Linked DNA regions of Homo sapiens: region 1 is linked to region 2. A link is a contact called in ENCODE Hi-C or POLR2A ChIA-PET data. All regions are on one chromosome and are shown on one strand. The core of a region is the stretch at or near the end of the contact, and the rest is flanking DNA. Distances in the headings are between cores, read along the strand shown. Region 1 overlaps LOC105370866 (a long non-coding RNA gene). Region 2 overlaps IGDCC4 (immunoglobulin superfamily DCC subclass member 4).

Region 1 (5,501 bases), core at 359-2,858, 430 kb after region 2:
CCCCACCCCTACCGCAATCTCTGTCTTTCTTCATTCCAAAGAATTGCATCTCCAGCATTCCTTGCCCCTTGGCTTCCTTGGGATTTATTCAGGGGTGGCACCAGCCGGAGATCACGTATGCTAGAAGAGAGAGAAGTCAGGGTATTTCCTCCTTACTCTCTTCCTGCTTTGAGCCAGCTAGCTGCTTACCCCTCCCCACCCCCAACCTAGTCTCCTTTCTTGGGGTTGGATCCCTCCTCCACCATTCCCTGCTCTTACTGGATTCTGTAAGATTATTTCCTCCCTCTGTTCCTTTATCCCTAGGATAAGGAAATGTTGCTTCCCACTGTTGCTTTTCTCTTGGTGCCTTAACATCCCTGTTTACCCCTTAGCCCAGCCTACCTGTCTGTAAGTAGTTCTTTTATTAAAGTCTCTTCATTGCCAGGCACAATGCTCACACCTGTAATCCCAGCACTTTGGGAGACCAAGACAGGCGGATCACTTGAGGTCAGGAGTTTGAGACCAGCCTGGCCAACATGGTGAAACCCCCTTTCTGCTAAAAATACAAAAATTATCCTGGGGGTGGTGGTGGGTGCCTGTAAACCCAGCTACTCAGGAAGCTGAGGCAGGAGAATCGCTTGAACCCGGGAGGCAGAAGTTGCAGTGAGCCTAGGTTGTGCCACTGCACTCCAGCCTGGGTAATGGAGTGAGAGCCTGTCCCCCAACAAAAAAAAAAAAAAAAAGAGTCTCTTCATTTGAACCATCCTGACTCAAATCGTTTTCCTTTTTCTTTTTTTTTTTTCTTTTGACAGGCTCACTGCAACCTCTGTGTCCTGGGTTTAAGTGATCCTTCCACCTCAGCCTCCCGAGTAGCTGAGACTACAGGTGTGTGCCACCATGCCTGGCTAATTTTTGTATTTTTAGTAGAGATGGGTTTTTACCATGTGATATAGTTAGGCTTTGTGTCCCTACCCAAATCTCATCTTGAATTGTAATCCCCATAATCCCCATGTGTCAAGGGAGAGACCAGGTGGAGGTTAATTGAATCATGGGGGCAGTTTCCCACCTGCTATTCTCGTGATAGTGAGTTCTCACGAGATCTGATGGTTTTATAAGGGGCTCTTCCCCCGTCACTCAGCACTTCTCCTTCTGCCGCCACATGAAGAAGGTGCCTTGCTTATCCTTTGCCTTATGCCATGATTGTAAGTTTCCTGAGGCCTCCCCAGCCATGCTGAACTGTGAGTCAATTAAACCTCTTTCCTTTATAAATTACCCAGTCTTGGGCAGTTCTTTATAGCAGTATGAAAACAGACTAATACACCATGTTGCTCAGGCTGGTCCTGAACTCCTGGGCTCAAGCAATTCACTCATCTTGGCCTCCCAGAGTGCTGGGATTGTAGGCATGAGCCACTGCTCCTGGCTGAAATCCTTTTTCTTTTGGGATCCTGACAGACACAGCATTAAAGAGTACTTTTGAAATACATTTTAAAATACATTCTTGATAGATACTGTCAAATTGTATTGCAGAAAGGTCATATCAGTTTACACTCCCATTAGTAGAGTATGAAAGCCTGATGAGATGGGCTCTTGAGGTTGCAATAAACTTTTGAAGGCACTCAGTTTCCTGTTTGTTATCTAGTGCCTTCCGCTCTGATGTCACTCATATACAGAAGGTTCGGCATGGGCCATCTAAAGAAAAGTCATTCATGACACAGGTGAAAATATTGAGATAAGCAGTATTATATTATTTACAAACCTGAAATTCTAAGTGCAAGAAGAGACCCTGGATTGTGTTGTGAAAACAAGTCTTTTTGATTGATGTATAGGGAAGAACACATTCTGGCTGGGCATACAAATAGTGTGGTGTGGCTAGGGAATGTCAGCTCACATGCAGGTTACAGCATAAACATTAACCTAGGAAACCAATGGGGATGCAGTGCTGTTACCCTTAAGGTCTTAGTACTCATGTTGTGGAAGAATTCCTACTTCATCTTCCTAGTCCTGACTTTAAGAGAACAGTTTTTAGGTACATGGATTATGAGAAGCAGAAAGAATCCACAAAGACATCTTTGTGGACATTCCCTGCTTCTACTCAAATGAGAGGTAACCACTGGCATTTTAATCAATGATTGCTAGGACGGGGCTGAGATTTTAGCTAAGTGATTCCCATGTTTATCCTATAGCTGACTGGTAACACAGGTAGAAACATTGTGCTTTTCCATTTTCTTACAAAATAACGAGACACCTAGTGGGCACAACATGAAAATACCGTCATGGGAGTTGGTGAATTCAGTCAATACCCAGGTGAATGATATTTAGTAACTGCTCCAATGTTTAATTCTACAAAAGTAGTTTGGGCCAGGCATGGAGGCTCATGCCTGTAATTCCAGCACTTTAGGAGGCTTAGGCTGGTGGATTGCCTGAGCTCAGGAATTCAAGGCCAGCCTAGGCAACATGACGAAACCCTGTCTCTATAAAAAATGCAAAAATGTGTTGGGCGTGGTGACTTGCGCCTGTAGTCCCAACTACCTGGGAGGCTGAGGTGGGAGGATCACCTGAGCCTGGGGAAGTTGAGGCTGCAGTGAGCCTAGATCACACCACTGCACTCCAGTCTGGGTGACAAAGCGAGACCTAGTCCTCTTAGAGAAATACCCAGGTCCAGAAATCAGACCAACCATTGACTCATACTGGATAATTAAAATATACTTATTGTCATATATTTTAAAGCACTCATAGTTTTCAAAGTTCTTTCAACACAAAGTTTCTTTCCATAACACTAAGAACATACAATAGTCTCCCCCACTGGGCTGTGGGCTCCCTTAGAAAAGGGGCCACACCAGTTTCCTCCCAGCACAAGCCTAGTGTGTAGTACATAAAGAATACATAAAGAATAGGGGCTTTGGTAGCCCCTATTTGGTAGTTTGATGACTGAACTACCCTAGCAAGTGGGATAATTTCTGTTTTTTTTCTAGGTGAGAAAACAAAAAATCAGGCCGGGCACAGTGGCTCATGCCTGTAATCTCAGCACTTTGGGAATCTGAGGTCGATGGATCACTTGAGGCCGGAAGTTCGAGACCAGCCTGGCCAAGAGAGCGAAACCTCGTCTCTACTAAAAATATAAAAATTAGCCAGGCATGGTGATGCATGCCTGTAATGCTAGCTACTCAAGAGGCTGAGACATGAGAATCACTTGAACCTGGGAGGCAGAGGTTGCAGTGAGCCAAGATTGCGCCACTGCACTCCAGCCTGGGCCACAGAGCGAGACTCTGTCTCAAAAAACAAAACCAAAAAACAAAGAGTAGAGAGAGTTGTCCTCCAGTTAAATAAGTATAAAAGCCAACCATGAACCACACCCTATATACCTTGACCTTTGCCCATGCCCAAACAGACCTTTTGGGAAAGCCTCCTTGCTGACATAAATGCCTACTGGCCTTCCCCTCTGTTTTGAGTTACCAGCATCCATCTTTATTCCATCACCAGGGACCCTTTTGGAAGGTCATAGTATCTAAGTCAGGAGTGATCAATCCACGAACCAAGTGAGGCCCCAGTGGGAGGCCTTCCTCAGAGGATCTTCCATGTTAGATCACCTGATATCATACTCTACTTTCATCTCATGATGGGGTTAATGCATTTCTATCCTCATAGATCACATGCTCAATTAAGTATCTGGAGAGTAGATGGAGTAATAACATACTTATGTTACCAAGGTTCAGCCAAGGGACTTATAAATCCCAAGGCATCCCTGGCCAGACTTTGTCTTTGGAAAGTACATTATAAAGAGTTTTCATCACATAGCATGTAAAAGGGTCACAAATCCTGGGAGGTTACCTGGGCCAATGTTTCTCAAATTGGGGTTCAGGGACCCTTGAGAGTTCTACTGATGAGTTCTTAGGGCCTTGACATTATCTACAAGTATATTTTAGATTTCCCTCAATGATTATCTACAATTAACCTACACTTCTGGACCACCTGGCTAGCCACCACATAAGTGAATCTTGACACAAGGTTTCATTGTTCTGCACAAACTATTTAACATATTCTAATACCCAGTAATCAACTAAAATAATATGTAACTTTTAAAATTAAAATAATATGTAACTTTTAAAAGTTAGATATGGACTGAGGGTACAGTGGCTCACAGCTGTAATCCCAGCACTCTGGGAGGCTGAGGCGGGCGGATTACTTGAATCCAGGAGTTCGAGATCAGCCTGGGCAACATGGTGAAACCCCATCTCTACTAAAAAAAAAAAAAAATACAAAAAATTAGCCAGGCATTGTGTCATGCTCCTGTAGTCCCAGCTACTTGGGAGGCTGAGGTGGGAGAATCACCTGAGCCCAAAAAGTTGAGGCTGCAGTGAGCCAAGATGGCACCACTGCACTCCAGCCTGGGCAACCAGAGTGAGACTCTGTCTCAATCAATCAATCAAATCAAATAAAATGTAGATGTAATTCATATGCCATAAATGCATCCTTTTAAAGTATACAATTTAGTGTTTTTTGGTATACTCATAAGGTTGTGCAACCATCACTGCTACATAATTTCAGAGCATTTTCATCACCCCCCACACCTCAAAAAACCCCAAACCCATTAGCAGTCCATTTCCCTCTCTCCCCAACCCCTGGCAACCACTAATCTACTCTCTGTCTCTTTGGATTTGCCTATTCTGGACATTTTATATAACTGGAATCATATGACATGTGGTCTTTGTGTCTGGCTTCTTTCATTTAGCATGTTTTCGATATTCATCCATGTTGTAGCACGTACCAGCACTTCATTCCTTTTCGTTGCCATTGTATCCCATTGTTTATCCACCAATCAGTCAATGGACATTTGGGTTGTTTTCACTTTCTGGCCATTGTGAATAATACTGGTATGAAAAACTTGTAATTCCGGGCTGGGCACGGTGGCTCACGCCTGTAATCCCAGCACTTTGGGAGGCTGAGGCGGGCGGATTACAAGGTCAGGAGATTGAGACCATCCTGGTTAACATGGTGAAACCCTGTCTCTACTAAAAATACAAAAAATTAGCCGGGCGTGGTGGCGGGTGCCTGTAGTCCCAGCTACTCGGGAGACTGAGGCAGGAGAATGGCGTGAACATGGGAGGCGGAGCTTGCAGTGAGCTGAGATCATGCCACTGCACTCCAGCCTGGGCAACAGAGCAAGACTCTGTCTCAAAAAAAAAAAAAAAAAAAAGAAAAGAAAAACTTGTAATTCCGACTTAAAAAACTGGGGTCTACAGGTCTTCAGATATGTTCTTGGGGCTCTGTGACTTCTCAAATTTGAGAAATACTGAATCAGACTACATCGCTTAATAAAGAAAAAAATTGATCAGGTCCCACTCACAGTTAATGGAAGCTTCTATGACTAGATTTGTAGCACAAGCTGCTGTCTTTCTTATCTATAAGGAGTGGACATCTTGTTTTAGGGCCTTCCCAAATCATCTGTTCAATTCTTTCCAGGAGAGGGCTGCAATTAGCAGTATGGTTAACATTTAACTAATAATACTGACGTATGTTGGTTT
Region 2 (5,699 bases), core at 482-2,981:
ATTGACATTAGAACTTCTAGGTGATACCACAAGTTTATCCCAGTAGTACAAGGGTCCTGCTGGCCCCCTAAGTAGGCAAGTGTCACAGGTCCAATGAGGCAGTGCAGGTCAGATAGGTGCGAAAATGCCAGCACTGTTCTATTTTATCAGCTCATTGGTGGGTACATATTAATAGTTGTTCAATTTATTTTCTTTAAACTATATATATTCGTGATATACACTTTTGAGTATGAGATATAAACTTATATTTTTAAAGATGTATAGAGTAATAGAATGAGTTGGGGAAAGGGGTAAAAAGAACTGGATTTAAAACTTACTTCTGCCATCAACTTGGGACAAGTCACTTTTTAACAACAAATGGAAATAAAAATAACCCTTGCTTTCTTTTTACAGGACTGTAGGAACTGGCATACCAAAAAGAGAACAGACTTGAAAGCTTGGGTCCCAGCTCTTCCACTGCCTCTCTGAGCCTCAGTTTCTTCATCTGCCCACTGGGAATAATAGTTCTGGCCCCTCCTCTCCCCAGAGGGCTCTTGGAGGCTGACAGGAGAACAGGTGTGAAAGTGCTTAGGAGACTGCACAGTGAAATTTGGCCCAGCACTGGCGTTACCCTGATGGCATCTCCAGTCACTCAGTGGCACTTCTCACTTGTAGCCTGATACTGTCAGACCTCTCTTCATAGATGTGTGTTTTCTCTCCCTCACTAGACGATGAGTTCAGAGGGCAGGGTCCCTGCCTCTCTGTGTTTTGTTCACTGTGCCCAGTATGATACCAGTCACACAAAGACAGCAGTATGCTGGGGTGGACCCAGAGCTTGCCTTATAGTTGCACGGACCAACAGAGGGGTCTGGTTCCACCTAACTCACTGGCTGTGTGGCACCTTCCCAGCTCTCAAGTACTCACTTGTAACACCGTTGTGAGGAACAGAAATATGTAATTATGGTGGAGAACCTAGCTCAGCACCTGGCCTCAGGAGGGCTGCAATAACCGTTCTGTAAGTGGCAGCTTGGAAGTGCTTTTGTAAAGCACATGCTACACAGAGTGACAAGGAAGTCTGTCCAGTTCCCCACGCAGCTCCGACCTTGACCACCACACCCAGCCCTGGGAAAGGAGTTCGTGCCACACCAGAAGGTTCGTGACCACTGGGTCGTCACCCATACATCCCCCTGACTTAGGGGCATGTGAGATGCCACATCCCTCCCTTCCCATGCCCTCCTTCTCCCACCCCCTCCACTCACCTTGTCGGACCCAGGACACAAAAGGGGTGGGGTCAGCTGAGGCCACACATTCCATCACCACACTCTGGCCAGACACCACTGTGGTGTTCTCTGGGGCTGCCACAATGACCACGTCCTGCCCCCTGGTGGACGCCAGGGACCCTGGCGAGAAGACAGACCAGCAGGCAGCCTTACCATTAGGCATTTGCCATGCGATACCTCACCTGAGTCTCACAGTAACCTGGTGAGGTGGTACCGGGGACAGCAGCAATGATTCCATCTGTCAGATGGGGGACGTAGCCATAAAATTCAGCAGGGCTGGGACTGGACCTCTGAGCTGTTTCTTTTAGAGCCAGAAGAATTGCCTAGGCTTCAACTCAGCACCAGAGAAATGATTAGACAGACCCACACCTACCTCCATTCTTCCCTCCCAAATGCAACCCACCATCTAGGCAGAGGACTGTCAGGGTCATGGGCAAAGCACCAGACTTGGAGTCAACAGTTATAGTTTCTAGTTCCAGCACTGCCATTAACGCACTGGGTGACCTTTGGCAAATCCCTTCTCCAAAAGGCCTTGGATTTCCCAGTGGAAAAGGCAGACAGTGGGCTTGAGTTTCTGCCTGTGCGGCAGTTCCCTAAACCCTGATTTCCTGCCAAGTTCTTTGTGTGACCCTGGCCCCCTGGGTGGAGTGGTGAATATCTGGATTGTCCAGCAGGTGGAGGCAGATACCCCTTGAACAGAAGAAAGACGACACCAGACTGGGAGCAGCCTACCAGCTAAGCCCAGAAGGAACAGGATGGGGACGGGGTGGGAGTGCAGAGAGTGGGTGGGAGGTGGGAGGGATGCATGGCAAAGGGAAGCAAGGGAGGTGCCCCTGGGGGAGGCTTGAAGTGAGATCTGTTGAGCACCTGCCAGGTGCCAGGCACTTTCCATTCTTATCTCAAGGACTCTTCGAGCCTCTCTGAGCTGGGCATTTGATAAGGAGCCCAGGGTCATGCAGATGGTGAGCAGAGAAGGCAGGATTCAAACCAGGTCTTTCCAACCCCAAAGACTGTGCCCTTCCTAATCCATCACACTGGGGCAAGAGCTTTTCAAAGAAACGAGTAAAGGATAAGAGCACTAGGCCACAGGTAGCCAGATTTGCAAGGCACAGAAAGCAGAGAGGGACGAACCCCCAGTGCCTGGACCCCTCAGTGACTATAGAAGGGCAGGAGAGAAAGGGGCAGGGAGCAGGGCTTCCGGGCACTGACACCGCCTCAGATGCCTCGCATCCCCACCTCTGTCCCCAGCCTTCGACACTGCATCCAACCAGAGGGCACACAGGCTCTGCATGAAGAGAGGAGCCCTGCCCTTGGAGTCTGGGGTCTTGTGTTCCAGCCCAGTTCTTTCTTCTCTGGTTTGCTGGGTGGCAGTACCCTCTCTGGGCTTCATCGCCTCACCAGTCAATGGGACTAACATTTATCACCTACTTGAAGGCAAGGCCTGGACCCCTTGAGGTCCCTCCCAGCTCTGAGGTGGCTGGTTCCAGAAACCCCCAGGTTTCCCCACCCAGCCAGCCCCCTTACCTCTGTGGGCCACACTGAGTAGGGCCTCCTGGCTGAAGTGCTGGCGAGCTGAGTTGGTGGCCACGCAGCGGTAGGGGCCTGCATCACTCTCCTGAACATCCAGGATCTGAAGGACGCCGTTGGGAAGCACGATGAGCCTTGGGAAGAGGGGAGCAGGCAACTGTGAGGTGGGCAGGGGGGCCACAGGGAGGGTGGCTCATGGTAAGATAAATGCAAATTAAAACTCTAAGATACCAGGCTGGGCGCAGTGGCTCACGCCTATAATCCCAGCACTTTGGGAGGCGAGGCGGGCGAATCACATGAGGTCGGGAGTTCGAGACCAGCCTGACCAACATGGAGAAACCCCGTCTCTACTAAAAATACAAAATTAGCCGGGCGTAGTGGTGCATGCCTGTAATCCCAGCTACTCCGGAGGCTGAGGCAGGAGAATCGCTTGAACCCGGGAGGCGGAGGTTGCGGTGAGCCAAGATTGCACCATTGCACTCCAGCCTGGGCGACAACAGCAAAACTCCATCTCAAACAAACAAACAAAAACTCTAAGACACCATTTTCACCTATTAGATTGGTGAAAATCAGAAGGCTTAATAACACTCCGTGTGGATGAGGGAATGGAGGAAGGCACTCCTGCCTCGATGGTGGCCCTGCCCATACACCATCTGTCCAGGGCAAGTTGGTGATATCTCAACATCAAAACTTCTAGGGCTCTATCCCACAGATACTCTCAGATGTGTGCACAAGAGCATGTGTTAAACGATATTCACTCCAGCACTGTCTGTGATAGCAAAAGGCTGGAAACAACCCAAGTGTTCATCTGCAGGGTGGGAACTGGCTAAATTTGTTTGGGTACATTCGCACAATGGAATGTTAGGCAGCTGCTAAAAAGGAGGCAGCTCTGTGTGTGCTGATAGAGGGCCATCTCCAAATGTGTTCTGGTACAAAACAATATGTTTGGGGACATGTAGGCTTCTGTGCTTGCGTATACATTCAATGTTCCTGGTAACAGTGGTTGTCTCTGGGGAGGGGACCTGGGATCCAGGGGACTGAGGGTGGGAGGGACTGACTTTTTATTATATATCCTTGTATACAGTTGGAATTTTATTTACCCCTTGCCCATACTACCTTCTCCCTCCCTTAATAAAATACTCTTTATTCACACTATCTCATGTGACCCTTAAAACAAGCCCAAGACATAGAGGAGGTCACAACCTCCATTTTACTGGTGAAAAATAGGAGGGTATTTTCCCAGGATCTCACAGGTGGAGCAGAGTGAAAACTCGAACCCAAGTCTTCTGGTGCCAAATGTCATATTTGTCCTACCTGCCTGTCTCGGCAGCCATTGGATGGCTGAGAATGCCCTTGGAGAGGACGTGGTCTCCAAGCAGACCCAGCCAACACGTATGTTACTTAGAAGGGGCATGATGGATGAGGGTGTTCCCTGCCCTCTGGGCTAAAGAAATAGAAAGGTCCAGAGACCTTACTTGAGAAACGATGTAATCTGGGATAGGGAGGTCTCCATGGGGGTTGGGGTGGTGGAGACCAGAGTGGGCTCCGACCTAAGGAGGGGGTGAATGGGTCCCTCGGAATCCTCCAACTGGGATCCCTACAGGGTCAGCTCCAGGTTGAGAATCCTAGTTTCTCAACAGAGCAAATGGTGCTGGCCTCTGGGATGTAGGCTGGGCCAAGGTCAGAGAGGGAAGGGGGCAGTTGTGCGCTTGGTGGAGATCCCTTAGCTCCTGGGGAAGTGGGGTCTAAAAAAATCTAAACATGGAACAGGAGAAGTAGTTCAAAGGCTGGGGAGGAAGAATGTTCTAAACAGGGGCCCTACAAACCTGCTGTGGCCCAAAGACTTAAAGGACTTAGAGAAAAAAAGCATAAATATGCCCTGCTCTTTCCTGCATCACACAGGCAAACCCACCTCTGCCCCCAGCCTCTCACCCTCAGCTCCAACAGCTGCCTACATAAGTGCTGGGGCAGAGCGAGAGAAAGGGACAGGGAGACAAGTGTGGCTGGAGCAAAATCCTGGGCCAGGACCCAGTCTGCTGCCAGAGAAGAACTGACAGGAAAGGACGAATTGGGGAAGGACAAGTAGGACCCACCTAGAAAACAGGCCCCACCCCCATCCATCTAACGTGCTCTTCCTCCAAGACCTTTCTTTCTCCTCTTTTCCTCCCTCGAACTAGCGAGCTGACTATGCTGCTGGGAACTGCCTACATTTCCTAACCCCAGTGTTTCTAGGTCTTTCCAGGGAATATTGTGCTCCAAGTACTCAAGAGGTAGTCTCTCCTTTGAAAAAATAACATTCCCTTAATGATGTGATTGAGTGAATGAATGAATGAATGAACAAATTAATGAATGAATGAATTCCTTTCCCCAGATATGGTGCTATTGCTGCAGCCAATAGAGGCAAGATGGAACCACTTTTAGGGTTCATCTAAAATCTTTTCTGGCCGGGCTTTTTGGGAGGCAGAGGCAGGAGGATTGCTTGAGGCCAGGAGTTGGAGACCAGCCTGGGCAACATGGCAAAACCCAGTCTCTACAAAAAATACAAAAATTAGCCAAGGCATGGTGGTGCACATCTGTAGTTCCAGCTATTCAGGAGGCTGAAGTGGGGAGATTGCTTGAGACCGGGAGGTAGAGGCTGCAGTGAGCAGTGATTGTGCCACCGCACTCCAACCTGGGTGGCAGAGTGAGTCCCTGACTCAAAAAAATCTTTTGCTTTGCTAAAATGTGTTTTTAGAAGCTCTGTCCTTGGAAAAGTGTTCAAAATATATTAGTTAGTGGGGGGGGGGGAGTAAAAAAACAGTGTTTATGAAGAAATTCTACTTTTAGAAAATAGAGAAAAGTTATATTAGGATATACATAGAAAAAGCCACAGGTGGCAAAGCTCGTGTGGTTTATGGGGGTTTTCTGTAGGAG

Evidence for each region. Hi-C counts contacts between places; a loop is a spot of excess contacts on that map. ChIA-PET counts read pairs that join two places held with the same protein, here RNA polymerase II (POLR2A). Pooled maps may share reads with other maps.
Region 1: a loop to region 2 is called in a map of PC-9, with 4 times the contacts of the local background. The contact joins two enhancer-like sites. A Hi-C loop is called at or near these places in 1 of 168 maps with a recorded cell type or tissue (PC-9), 1 of 37 single-sample maps with no recorded cell type and 4 of 50 pooled maps. POLR2A ChIA-PET finds 5 or more read pairs at or near these places in 2 of 52 experiments (HEK293 and PC-9).

Annotation. Positions count from the first base shown.
Region 1 is chr15:65,827,148-65,832,648 of GRCh38, forward strand. All of the region lies in intron 1 of LOC105370866 (a long non-coding RNA gene), which reads left to right. Among named protein-coding and RNA genes, the nearest start is that of DENND4A, 38 kb to the left of the region's middle. RefSeq lists an enhancer at 5,199-5,501. Within about 2 kb of position 1,609, at least 5 of the 41 ENCODE cell types and tissues checked have a DNase peak (open chromatin) inside an H3K27ac peak, as active enhancers do.
Region 2 is chr15:65,399,568-65,405,266 of GRCh38, forward strand. It overlaps IGDCC4 (immunoglobulin superfamily DCC subclass member 4), which reads right to left. Exons shown (of 20, transcript NM_020962.3): 4 at 2,784-2,920; 5 at 1,239-1,379. Among named protein-coding and RNA genes, the nearest start is that of IGDCC4, 21 kb to the right of the region's middle. Within about 2 kb of position 1,732, at least 6 of the 41 ENCODE cell types and tissues checked have a DNase peak (open chromatin) inside an H3K27ac peak, as active enhancers do.